2 separate regions of the Homo sapiens genome follow, and region 1 is linked to region 2. A link is a loop called in an ENCODE intact Hi-C map of the cell type or tissue named here. Cell type or tissue: PC-3. All regions are shown on one strand. Links, peaks and the distances in the headings refer to the core of each region. The heading gives the core; the rest is flanking DNA. Region 1 overlaps ATP9A (ATPase phospholipid transporting 9A (putative)). Region 2 overlaps ATP9A (ATPase phospholipid transporting 9A (putative)).

What was found. A loop is a pair of places that touch in the nucleus more often than their neighbours do. Peaks named below come from ENCODE experiments on the same cell type or tissue, not always from the same donor. Only the 100,000 strongest peaks of a DNase experiment are listed, where the experiment ranks them.
Region 1: a loop joins it to region 2, with 8 times the contacts of the local background. A loop is called at or near these places in 5 of 110 quality-filtered maps.

What each region holds. Positions count from the first base shown.
Region 1 is chr20:51,662,060-51,668,664 of GRCh38, forward strand. The region is part of intron 13 of ATP9A (ATPase phospholipid transporting 9A (putative)); the gene reads right to left. Among named protein-coding and RNA genes, the nearest start is that of ATP9A, 100 kb to the right of the region's middle. In PC-3, for the core only: no CTCF peak of the experiment used is centred there; DNase peaks (open chromatin) are centred at 3,912 and 4,262; H3K27ac peaks cover 2,486 bases.
Region 2 is chr20:51,740,690-51,747,294 of GRCh38, forward strand. All of the region lies in intron 1 of ATP9A (ATPase phospholipid transporting 9A (putative)), which reads right to left. Among named protein-coding and RNA genes, the nearest start is that of ATP9A, 24 kb to the right of the region's middle. RefSeq lists a silencer at 2,301-2,595. In PC-3, for the core only: no CTCF peak of the experiment used is centred there; a DNase peak (open chromatin) is centred at 4,052; H3K27ac peaks cover 2,220 bases.

The sequences.
Region 1 (6,605 bases), core at 2,784-5,283, 79 kb before region 2:
GGACAGCCTCCCATGACAAAGAATAATCCAGCCCCAATAATGAGAAGCCTGACAGCCACTGAAACTATAAATCCAGGGCTTAGGACCAGGGTGAGTTAGCGCAACTGAACTGTGCTAGCACAAGGTTGGATCTTGCCTTCATTTAAAATTTCAATATACTGTTCTTCACGAATGTTTTGCGCTTGAGTTTTTAAAATATTGCACTGCGCCAGGTGTGGTGGCTCACGCCTGTAATCCCAGCACTTTGGGGGAAGACGAGTGGATCGCCTGAGGTCGGGAGCTCGAGACCAGCCTGGCCAACAGAGTGAAACCCAGTCTCTACTAAAGATACAAAAATTAGCTGGGCGTGGTGGCAGGTGCCTGTAATCCCAGCTACTCGGCAGGCTGAGGCAGGAGAATTGCTTGAACCTGGGAGGCAGAGGTTGCAGTGAGCTGAGATCACGCCACTGCACTCCAGCCTGGTTAACAGAGCAAGACTCTGTCTCAAAAAAAAAAAAAAAATTTTTTTTCACCAAAGTATGATTTGCTTTATTTATTTTTTTTTTGGCACCCGGTTAAATTTGCTATGTGAGTTCCTCACTTGTCTTACTCTAGTCTGGACTGTGTTATGAAACCATTAAAAACCTTGACATGAGTGAAAAGAAGGAAGTTAAATAGTGTTATTCTGGCAGTGGTTCTTAACCAGGAAGGCTTCTCAGAATAACCAATAAAGATTTTTTAAAATATACACGCCGGGCACAGTGGCTCACACCTGTAATCCCAGCACTTTGGGAGGCTGAGGCGGGCGGATCACCTGAGGTCAGGAGTTCGAGATCAGCCTGGCCAACATGGTGAAACCCCGTCTCTACTAAAAATACAAAAATTAGCTGGCATGGTGGCAGGCACCTGTAATCCCAGCTACTCAGGAAGCTGAGGCAGAAGAATCGCTTGAACCCACGAGGCAGAGGTTGCAGTGAGCCAAGATCACACCACTGCACTCCAGCCTGGGCAACAAGATCGAAAACTCCATCTCAAAAAAAAACATTTTTAAAATATACATACTTAAGATCCAGACCCAAAGAATGCCGTACAGCCCAGGCATATATTTATATTTATATTTTTAAAACTTTACAGGCAATTCTGGTGGTCAACTCTAGTTAAAAAAGAAAGGAATATGATGGGTTCTCATTGAAAAGAAAACAGAGACAGAGAGAAATAAAGAACGCATCTATCCAGACACACAAAGGCAGAGCATTTGGCGTTTTGTCCACCCAGGTGTTAATACTGGTTACTGCCGAATGATATGAATACAGGTGAATTCAATGTTTTGTCTTTGTGCTTGGCCGTATGATTTATTTTTTCTGCAAAAAAAACTTTCATAAATACCAGAAAGTTTTTTCAATGAGTAAAAAATGAAGTAGGCTCCATGTCCCAGAGAAAACCACACTGACAAAAAAAATTCTTCCTCAAGAGAATGTAAACTCGGTGGCTCACACCTGTAATCCCAGCACTTTGGGAGGCTGAGGCGGGCGGATCACGAGGTCAGGAGATCAAGACCATCCTGGCTAACATGGTGAAACCCCATCTCTACCAAAAATACAAAAAATTAGCTGGGCATGGTGGTAGGCGCCTGTAATCCCAGCTACTTGGGAGGCTGAGGCAAGAGAATGGCGTGAACCCGGGAGGTGGAGCTTGCAGTGAGCGGAGATCGCGCCACTGCACTCCAGCCTGGGAAACAGAGCGAGACTCCGTCTCAGAAAAAAAAAAAAAAAAACAAGAGAACATAAACTGAACTTTGTATCTGTTTTCTGTGGATGCAGAAAGTAAGAAGAACGCTCTCTGGCAGTCAGTACTGATGAACTGAGTGCATCCTGTGTATATATGTTGTGTGTAGAAAAATAAATCACAAACTCACACGCTCATAAAAAAAACAACTCAGTAAATGAAAAATGACAGTTCACAGACCAAAGTATGTGGAATAATCCCAATTATGGTTTGAGACTGTCTTGCTCTGTCATCCAGGCTGGGTGCAGTGGCATGATCTCAGCTCACTGCAACCTCTACCTCCTGGGTTCAAGCAAGTCTCCTGCCTCAGCCTCCAGAGTAGCTGGGATTACAGGCATGAGCTACCACGCCCAGCAGGAAAAGTTTTCCAAGTACCTTCCATCTATATATATTGATCTTTGTATAAATATTGTATTGTACTACTGAACATTACAAAACAAGAAAAAAAATTCTAAAATCCTATGATAAAAATGAAAAACAGGGCTGGCTGCAGTGGCTCATGCCTGTAATCCCAGCACTTTGAGAGGCTGAGGTGGGCTAATTGCTGGAGCCCAGGAGTTCGAGACCAGCCTGGGCAAATGGTAACACCCCCTCTCTCTACAAAAAATACAAAAATTAGCCAGGTATGGTGACGCATGCCTGTGGTCCCAGCTACTTGGGAGGCTGGGGTGGGAAGATCACCTGAGCCTGAGGGGTCAAGGCTACAGTGAGCTGTGATGGCACCACTGCACCGTAGTCTGGGTAAGAGAGTATAAGACTCTGTCTCAAAAAAATAAAAATAAAAATAAATAAGAAAACAAAATGAAAAATAGCATTTCTCACACAATTAGCTAATATCTCAAAATAACATATACTTGGGGTAAGGAACACTGAGAATTATAGATTTAAACTTAAATTTCTTTTTTTTTTCCTTTTGAGAGGAGTCTCCCTCTGTCACCCAGGTTGGAGTGCAGTGACGCGATCTCAGCTCACTTCAACCTCCACCTGCCGGGTTCAAGCTATTCTTCTGCCTCAGCCTCCTGAGTAGCTGGGATTACAGGTGCCCGCCACCACCCCCGGCTAATTTTTTTTTTTTTTTTTGTATTTTTAGTAGAGACGGGGTTTCACCATGTTGGTCAGGCTGGTCTCAAACTCCTGATCTCGTGATCTGCCCGCCTCGGCCTCCCAAAGTGCTGGGATTACAGGCGTGAGCCACCACACCCAGCCTAAACTTAAATTTTAAATCATCATACCTGTTATTCAGCTACAAAGAGGAATAAAGTACATACACCTGCTACAACCGGAAGAACCTTGCAAATACTCTGCTAAACGGAAGACCGGCCAGACACAAAAGGTCACATATTGTTTGATTCTATTTATAGGCAATGTTCAGAATAGGCAAATCCAGAGACAGAAAGTAGACTGACAGCTGGGGGGATAGAGCAGGGGGGTTTGGGAACTCAAGGGATGTGGGCTTTCTTTTTAGGGTTGATAAAAATGTTCTAAAATTAGACAGTACCAATGTTTGCACAGTATTGTGAACATATTAAAAACTACAGAATCATATGCTTAAAAGAGCAAATTTTATGGTTTTTAAATTGTATCCCCTTTTTCCATTAAAAGTACTAGTAAATTGCCAGGCGTGGTGGTTCAAGCCTGTAATCCCAGCACTTTGGGAGGCCGAGGCAGGCAGATCATCTGAAATCAGGAGTTCGAGGCCAGCCTGGCCAACATGGTGAAACCCCGTCTCTACCAAAAATACAAAAAAAAAATTAGCCAGGTGTGTTGGCACATGCCTGTGATCCCAGCTACTCGGGAGGCTGAGGCAGGAGAATCTCTTGAACCCGGGAGGCAGAGTTTGTGGTAAGCCAAGATAGCACCACTACACTCCAGGATGGGGCGACAGAGTGAGACTTCGTCTCAAAAAAAAAAAAAAAAAGTACCAGTAAATGAATAACCCAGGGGAAAAACCATCACAAGTCCTTAGCTGGTTATAGTTTTCTCTCCTAATGTGTTGGCCATTTTCTTACTGTTTACTTGGCCTTGTATTAATAATCTGAAGCTTTCCTGCAGGAATCTTTTAAAACCACCTGCTCTCTTTATGAGTCCAGTTTAGTTCAACCACATCCTTAGAACAAGTCACCTGGACACTCATAAACTGCGGCCTACATTTCAACACTGGGAAAATAAACAACTGTGGAATTCCAGCCCCTTCCGCAGGACACCTCAAGGACCGGACCTGACAAGTACCTGTCTGATACATGGAGTGAGGGCCCCTGGGTCAACCTCAATAGTATTAGTAAGATTTTAATTTTGCATTAATTTTGGAGATGGAACTGAAATGTAAAGAGTCGCTTCCTGTACCCCAGTGGGTCATCTTGCAAACTCTTCCTTGGAGTCCACAGGTTTAGATACCCATGCTCTGAACAGGGATGAACCTCAGTTTCACAGCAGCTGTTCTCCAATGCTACTGTACTCTGGAAACACCTGGTTCACCTGTTAAAACTGCAGGTCTGGGCACCACTCCTTGTGCTCCTGACTCTGGCCCAAGTGATCTAGCCCAGGGGTTCCAAAGGCTGTACTTTACGAAACACTGGGCCAGGCATGGTGACTCACGTCTGTAATCCCAGCACTTTGGGAAGCCAAGGCGGACAGATCACCTGAGGTCAGGAGTTTGAGACCAGCCAGGCCAACATGGTGAAACCCCGTCTCTACTAAAAATATAAAAATTAGCCGGGCGTGGTGGCAGGTGCCTGTAATCCCAGCTACTAGGAAGGCTGAGGCAGAGAATTGCTTGAACCCGGGAGGTGGAGGTTGCAGTGAGCCGAGATCGCACCCCTGTACCTCAGCCTGGGCAACAGAGTGAGACTGTGTCTTAAAAAAAAAAAAAAAAGAAAGAAAGAAAAAGAAGAAAGAACCACTGGTATAAGAACCCCTTACGAAGCTCTAAGGTGGGAGGCGTGACTGCAGTGGGAGCAGGGGTGATGTGCATATTTGGGATGGTTCCACAGCTGCAAATTTACTAAAGTCACCACACTGTGTATTCAACATGGCTGAACTTTCAGGTATGTAAATCATCCCTCGATAAAACTGGTTTTAAAAAAGCATGCAAAAGCTTCCATATGTCCCATCACACACGTGGTCCTGTGCTTATGCCAGGATGTTTAGACATCACGAGAGAAAGATGCACACACTCTCACTTGGGTAGATCTGTACTGGAATTGTGAGTTCACCCCAGCCTCGCACAGCTAACCCTAACCCCACAACACACAGCTGTGTCAGACTCAAGGCCGGGATGGGCAAACTGATTTATGAGCTTCCCCTAAGGAAGGAGTATGAGGTGAGGTTCACGGTAAGAAGTGTGGTTTTCTGAATTTCAACACTTTACAAAGAGTGTTATCTGTGCTAAGCCAAAAATGAACCATAAAAGCTAAAATACACAAATATCCTGAGAGGGGACGGCTTCCGTAAACACCAGGAGCTCTTAAAAATACCAGCAACATGGCATGGGTGTAACTCCCACCGGATGTACACACCACCACCTGTGAAGCTGTCTAATATAACCATCAAGAGTCAACACGACTGAGAAGGGGCTGCGAGTGATACAGACATGTAGCTGGGTGCTGATATGCATGACAATCCAATCAATGAGCCCCCCAAGAAGGAGCCTGGTGGGCATTTGGGGTTGGTGGCTCCGAGGGAAGGGTCTAATTTGAGACACAGAAATAAGGCAGCTCACCCTGCCTGGAAGGCTGAAACATGGGAAAGGGGAGGGGATGAAGACCAAGGCTAGATCCCACTGCAAGTCTCAGACTCCACCACAGAGCTGATGGTACCGAGAGGCTCCTGAGAGGACAGCAAGAAGGAAAGCCGGGCAGCTACTGTGCAGGGGGTCACGGCAGACAGGCGAGGAAGGGGGTCACCTTGCTGAGTGAGTGAGAAGGGATGAAGACAAAAGGCCAAAGGTGGCTGGGCGCAGTGCATCATGCCTGTAATCCCAACACTTTGGGAAGCCTTTGGGAGGTGAGGCGATCACTTGAGCCCAGGAGTTCAAGTCCAGCCTGGGCAACACAGTGAGACCTCGTCTCTATAAAAAATAAACCAAATTAGCCAGGTGTGGTGGTGCATACCCAGTGCACACTTGTAGTCCGAGCTACTTGGGAGGCTGAGATGGGAGGATTGCTTGAGCCCAGAAGTTTGAGGCTGCAGTGAGCTGTGATTGCACCACTGCACTCCAGCCTGGGTGACAGAGTGAGACCCTGTTACAAAAGAAGGAAGGGAGGTGGGGGGGGGGGGGGGCGGAAGGGCTGGGAGTGGGCGAGGGGCTGGGGGAGGGGAGGGAGGGTAAGGAAAGGAAGGGAAGAAAGGGAGAAGGAAAAAAAAAAAAAAGGCCGAAGGGGTGATCTAGTGATCGGGTGGGAGCAGGTACTGGAGAAGGGGCAGTGGCTGTCAGCTGGGGTGACGAGGGTACCAGGATGGAGGGCGTGGTGTGCACTAAGACAAGCAGCCCTGGGAGAGAATAGGTTTAGGAGATGAGGGAAGAAAGTCAGGAGGGGTCCCAGGTACAGCATCCTTATGAGCCACATGCAGCAATGCCAAACATTCGGCTACGTTATAATCCAAAGCTCCAGGTCAGGCCTAGAGATGGAGATGGAGACAGAGCCATCAGCATCCACAGAGCGATGGAAGCAGGGTGAGGGGCCATCCGGGGAACAACATAACAGAGTCCAGCACCGAGCCCCAGAGACACCAACCCCAAATCACCACACAGAGGAAGACGGTCAAAGAGACAGAAAGGAAACGGGGGCTGTGCGGCTCATCCTCCCTGTCCAGGGAAGTTCCTCGTGATTTCTTAATAGTGC
Region 2 (6,605 bases), core at 2,784-5,283:
TCCCACGTGGCTGGGACTACAGGTGTGTACCACCACTCCCGGATAATTTTTTTTATTTTTTATTTTTAGTAAAGACAGTCTCACTATGTTGCCCAGGCTGGTCTCCAACTCCTGGTCTCAAGCAATCCTCCCAGTTCAGCCTCTCAAAGTGCTGGGATTACAGATGTGAGCCACAATACCCGGCCCCAATTCTAATGTTTAAAGAGTACAGTCTACACCTTAAAGCCTGCATTTTATCATCCTGTCCTCACTGCTCTGACTTCTTTACAGTTGTGCTGTCCACCTTGGCGGCTTCTACCACATGTGGCTATTTTAAGTTTCAATTAATTAAAATTAAATTTTAATTTAATTAATTAAAAATAAATTTTAATTAATTAATTAAAAATTAAAAATTCCTTTTCCCTGGCCACACTGAGTGCTCCATAGCTACATGTGACCACTAACTACGGACTAGACTGTGCAGACACAGAACATTCCATCATGGCTGAGAGTTCTACTGGGCAACACTGCTGGAGAGCATCCCTTTCAAGACACCTCCTTCCACCTTACTCTTGAACTGATGTCAATGGCAAAGGAAGCACACACGAACATTAGTAAGTGGAGCTCACAGGCCAGGCGCGGTGGCTCACGCCTGTAATCCCAGTACTTTGGGAGGCCGAGGCAGGCGGATCACGAGGTCAGGGGATCGAGACCATCTGACCAACATGGAGAAACCCCATCTCTACTAAAAATACAAAATTAGCCAGGCGTGGTGGCGCATGCCTGTAATCTCAGCTACTCAGGGGGCTGACACAGGACAATCGCTTGAACCTGGGAGGCTGAGGTTGCAGTGAGCCGAGATCACACCATTGCACTCTAGCCTGGACAATAAGAGCAAAACTCCGTCTCAAAAAATAAAAATAAAAATAAAAAAGGAAGTGGACCTCACAATGGAGGGAAACTCGCCTGAACAGAGTTTCCCAAACTTCAGCCATTTTCATACACACATGGGATTTCTATGATCTCCAAATACCTCTAGCTTCTACCTACACAATTTTGTCTAAATTTGATCACCTTACATCAGTGGTTCTCAACTACAGGCAATTTTGCACCCCCAGGGTGGGTATCTGGCAATATCTGGAAACACTGTTGTCTGTCACAACTCCAAGATGCTACTCTCATCTAGTGGATGGAGGCAGCCAAGGATGCTGCGAGACACCTTACAATGCACAGACAACCTCCACAACAGAGAAGTATCCAGCCCAAAACGCCACTTGTGCCCAGTTGAGAACTCCTGCTCTAGGTTTTATATATAAACTATTTGTTTAAAATGGATTCACTCCATTTACATAAATGTATTTTAAATGATAGCCTCTGGCCAGGCATGGCTCACACCTGTCATCCCAACACTTTGAGAGGCCGAGGCAGGAAAACAGCTTGAGTTCAGGAGTTGGAGACCAGCCCGAGCAACACGGTGAGACCTCATCTCTACTAAAATTCAAAAATAATTAGCCAGGCATGGTGGACATGCCTATAGTCTCAGCTACTTGGGGGGCTAAGGACGAAGGATTGCTTGAGCCCGGGAAGTCGAGGCTGCAGTGAGCCCTGATCATGCCACTGTACTGCAGTCTAGGGGACAGAGCAAAACACTGTCTCAAAAAAAAAAAAAAAAGATAACTTCATGCCATTACCATAACTAGAAACCAGTATCACTTGCCATAAACAGAAGATAAATAACAAAACCAGCACAATGAAAAGCAAAGTGTGTTACTCCACTCCAGCTGGCTGCTGCAGCTGGCAGTGCCTCTGAGCCAGAAGCCTACCCTGCTGTTGCTCCTCCTCCTTTACTTTTTTTTTTCTTTTTTTGAGACGCAGTCTTGCTGTCGCCCAGGCTGGAGTGCAGTGGCGCGATCTCAGCTCACTGCAACCTCCGCCTCCTGGGTTCAAGCAATTCTTGTGCCTCAGCCACCCAAGCAGCTGGGATTACAGGTGTGCACCACCACGCCCAGCTAACTTTTGTATTTTTAGTAGAGACGGCGTTTCACCATGTTGGCCAGGCTGGTCTCAAACACCTGACCTAAAGTGATCCAGCCGCCTCGGCCTCCCAAAGTGCTGGGATTAGAGGCATGAGCCGCCGCACCTGGCCCCTCCTTTCTTTATTGCTGAGAAGTTAGCAAGTGTTTGGTGTTAAAAAGTAGGCCCTGACAGGGCTGTAAATACTGAAGGGAAACTGAAAAATAAATAAGCGTCTTGCTAAATGTCTCAATGTGAGTCAGTTCCTGCCCATGAATTCCTTAAATTTATCACTGCAGCACCCAGAACCATTGCCTGCCCAGCATTTTGGAACTGTTGTCCCACGGTAGAAACCTTGAGCTTGGTGGCAAACTTACTACAAGTGACCAAATTCCCCCACATCTGTCCAAACAAGAGAAGTGACAGCCAGCCTCCCTACTGAGGAGTGGATTTATACATGCAGTTCTCTTCCTGGGGAAGCTGCAGCCACACCCTGCGTGTTGCATGCATGGACTTCAGCTCCCTGGTGCCCCAGGGTTCCAGAGGAGCAGTGGCCCAAAGCTGTGTTGTGGCAGCTGTCACGTTGGTGTTGTGGGTGCTGCTGTTGTTCCTTAACACCAAACTGAAACTGGACCGTCTGACACTGCCATGACAAATAAACTTCCATCCCACATTCCAGACAGGCTGGGGAGATGGGCTGCAAGACCGAAACTGATTTTTTTTTTTTTTTTTTTTTGAGACGGAGTCTCACTCTGTCACCCAGGCTGGAGTGCAGTGGCGGGATCTCGGCTCACTGCAACCTCTGCCTCCCGGATTCAAGCGATTCTACTCCCTCGACCTCCCGAGTAGCTGGGATTACAGGCGTGCACCACCACGCCAGGCTAATTTTTGTATTTTTAGTAGAGACGGGGTTTCACCATATTGGTCAGGCTGGTCTGGTCTTGAACTACTGACCTCGTGATTCGCCCGCCTCAGCCTCCCAAAGTGCTGGGATTATAGGCATGAGCCACCGTGCCCAGCCCAAATCCTTTAAGAGTAAGAAATTAGGCCGGGCACGGTCGTCACGCCTATAATCCCAGCACTTTGGGAGGCTGAGGCGGGCGGATCACGAGGTCAAGAGATCGAGACCATCCTGGCCAACATGGTGAAACCCTGTCTCTACTAAAAATACAAAAATTAGCTGGATGCAGTGGCAAACACCTGTAGTCCCAGCTACTCAGGAAGCTGAAACAGGAGAATCGCTTGAACCCTGGAGGTGGAGGTTGCAGTAAGCCGAGATTCTGGCACTGCACTCCAGCCTTGGTGACAGAGTAAGACTCCATCTCAAAAAAAAAAAAGTTATTTTTCCAGATGAAAAAGGAAAATATGAAATAACTTTCTCACCCATTGATAACAGCCATTCAACTAGGTTAAAGTGTAAGTTTATAAATAACTTCGTTTACACTGCTTCCTGCTTAGACCATTTATTTATTATTTTATTTATTTTTTGTTTGTTTGTTTTTGAGACAGGGTCTCACTCTGTCACCCAGGCTGGAATGCAGTGGCCCAATCTCGGTTCACTGTAACCTCCGCCTCCCAGGCTCAAGTGATCCTCCCATGTCAGCCTCCTGAGTAGCTGGGACTACAGGCCTGCACCACCACAGCCGGCTAATTTTTGTATTTTTAGTAGAGATGGGGTTTCACCATGTTGGCCAGGCTAGTTTCAAACGCCTGACCTCAGGTGATACACCTGCCTCAGTCTTCCAAAGTGGATTACAAGCATGAGCCACCGCGCCCAGCCTAGACCATTTATATAAAGGAAAACCAAAATTGATTTTCTTAGGATTTGACTTTAAGACAAATAAAGGTTTTAACAGCAGATAGTCTGCTAACCAGATGTGCAATGGTTTCATACAATCTGGCTGAAATGCAAAAGCAAATATTAGAGGAGCAGAGCCAAGGGAACAATGTTTCTGAAAAAGGTAACTAATGTAACAAGGAGTTGGCCTCCACAGAAACCATCATCTCTGCTGGGAGTTCCCCTATAATCAGTTAGCACTGCGCAAATATTTGCTGAATTGTCTGCATGACACACCAACCTTCCAGGAAGTTACAGGGTCCAGGAAAGAACAGTCTCAGCATTGACGCTGGGCAGATCCAAGAAGAACATGAAGAAAAATTAAAAGTAGCCAGATATGGTGGCTCATGCCTGTAATCCCAGTACTTTGGGAGGCCGAGGCGGGAGAATCACTTGAGGTCAGGAGTTCGAGACCAGCCTGGCCAACATGACGAAACCTTGTCTCTACTAAAAATATAAAAATTAGCTGGGCATGGGCCGGGTGCAGTGGCTGACTCCTGTAATCCCAGCACTTTGGGAGGCCAAGGCGGGTGGATCAAGAGGTCAGGAGATCAAGACCATTCTGGCCAACATGGTGAAACCCTGCCGTCTCTACTAAAAATACAAAATTTAGCCAGGTGTGGCTGTAGTCCCAGCTACTGGGGAGGCTGAGGCAGGAGAATTGCTTGAACCCGAGAGGCAGAGGCTGCACTGAGCCAAGATCATGCCACTGCACTCCAGCCTGGGTGACAGAGCGAGACTCCGTCTAAAAAAAAAAAAAAAAAAAATTAGCTGGGCATGGTGGCGGGTGCCTGTAGTCCCAGCTATTGGGGAGACTGAGGCAGGAGAATCGCTTGAACCCAGGAGGAAGAAGTTATAGTGAGCCAATATTCTGCCACTGCACTCCAGCCAGAGTGAGATTCTGTCTCAAAAAAAAAAAAGGAAAAAAATTAAAAGCCGTTATGAATTAGTCAACAGCAGTGGTTCTCAATAGCAGGGCGGGGGGATTTTGCCCCCTGCAGACATTTGGCAATGTCTAGGGATGTGTTTGATTGTCACTACTACAGGGAAGTAGGGCACTACTGGCACGTAGTGGGTAGAAGCCAGGGATACTGCTAAACATCCTACAATGCCCAGGAGACCCCCCACCAGAGAGTGTAATCTGGCCCCAAATGTCAATAGTCCTGCGGTGGAGAGCCCTGCTCTGGAGCAGCTCTGCCCACTAGGCTTCTGTGATGATGGAATCATTCTATACTGCACCATCATCCAGCACAGTAGCCAGCAGCCACATGTGGCTGCTGAGTACCCAAAATGTGACATTTAAAGTTTATTTCAATACCCAAAGGAATATACATCATTCTACCATAAAGACACACGCACACAAATGTTCACTACAGCACTATTCACAAAGCAAAGACATGGAATCAACCTAAATGCCCATCAAAGACAGACTGGATAAAGAAAATGTAGTACATATGCACATGGAATACTACGCAGCCATAAAAAAGAACAAGATTGTGTCTTTTGCAGGACATGGATTGAGCTGGAGGCTATTATCCTCAGCACATTAACACAGGAAAAGAAAGCCAAATACCACGTGTTCTCACTTATAAGTAGGAGCTAAGTGATAAGAACTTACAGGCACAAAGAAGGGAAGAAGAGACACTGGGGGTCTATCTGCAGGTAGAGGGTGGGAGGAGGGAGAAGAGCAGAAAAGATAACTGTTGGGCACTGGGCTTAATACCTGGGTACAGCAAACCCCGGTGACATGAGTTTACTGATGTAACCTCAGGTACGTAGCCCTGAACCTAAAATAAAAGTTTTTAAAATTTTTTATTTCATTCACTTAACTGATTGAAATAGCCACGTGGTACCATTATGGACAGCAGTTGTTAAGAGGGCAGTTAGGAGTGGAAGGAGGCTGGGCACGGTGGCTCACGCCTGTAATCCCAGAACTTTGGGAAGCCGAGGCAGGCGGATCACCTGAGGTCAGGAGTTCAGGACCAGCCTGGCCAACATAGCTAAACGCTGTCTCTACTACAAACACAAAAATCAGTCAGGGCTGGGCACGGTGGCTCACGCCTGTAATCCCAACATTTTGGGAGGCCAAGACAGGCAGATCACGAGGTCAGGAGATTGAAACCATCCTAGCTAACACAGTGAAACCTCGTCTCTACTAAAAATACAAAAAATGGGCCGGACATGGTGGGGGACACCTGTAGTCCCAGCTACTCAGGAGGCTGAGGAAGGAGAATTGCTTGAACCCAGAAGGTGGAGGTTGCAGCGAGCCAACATCACGCCACTGCACTCCAGCCTGGGCAACAGAGCGAGACTCCATCTCAAAAAACAAAAACAAAAATCAATCAGGTGTGGTGGCGCACGCCCGTAATCCCAGCTACTCCAGAGGCTGAGGCAGGAGAATGGCTTGAACCCAGGAGGCGGAGGTTGCAGTGAGCCGAGGTAGTGCCATTGCACTCCAGCCTGGGCAACAGAGCGAGACTCCGTCTCAAAAAAAAGAGAAAAGAAAAAGGAGTGGAAGGAAAGGTATGAAGGGAAACTTTTGCTCTTCCTTCTAAATACATCTAAGGTCTGGGTTTTTCGTTTTTTTTTTTTTTTTTCCTGTTTAACTAGGAGAATACAAAACCTAAGTCAGGAAGGATGCAAAGAAAGAAGCGAAGTCTGAAGTCTGAACACATCCCTGCCACAGAAATGCTACTGTCTGGAGGAGAAATGGGAATATATCAATCACCTCATGAGAAAAGCCAAGTCAATGTGGCAGCTTCTCTTTAAATGTAAA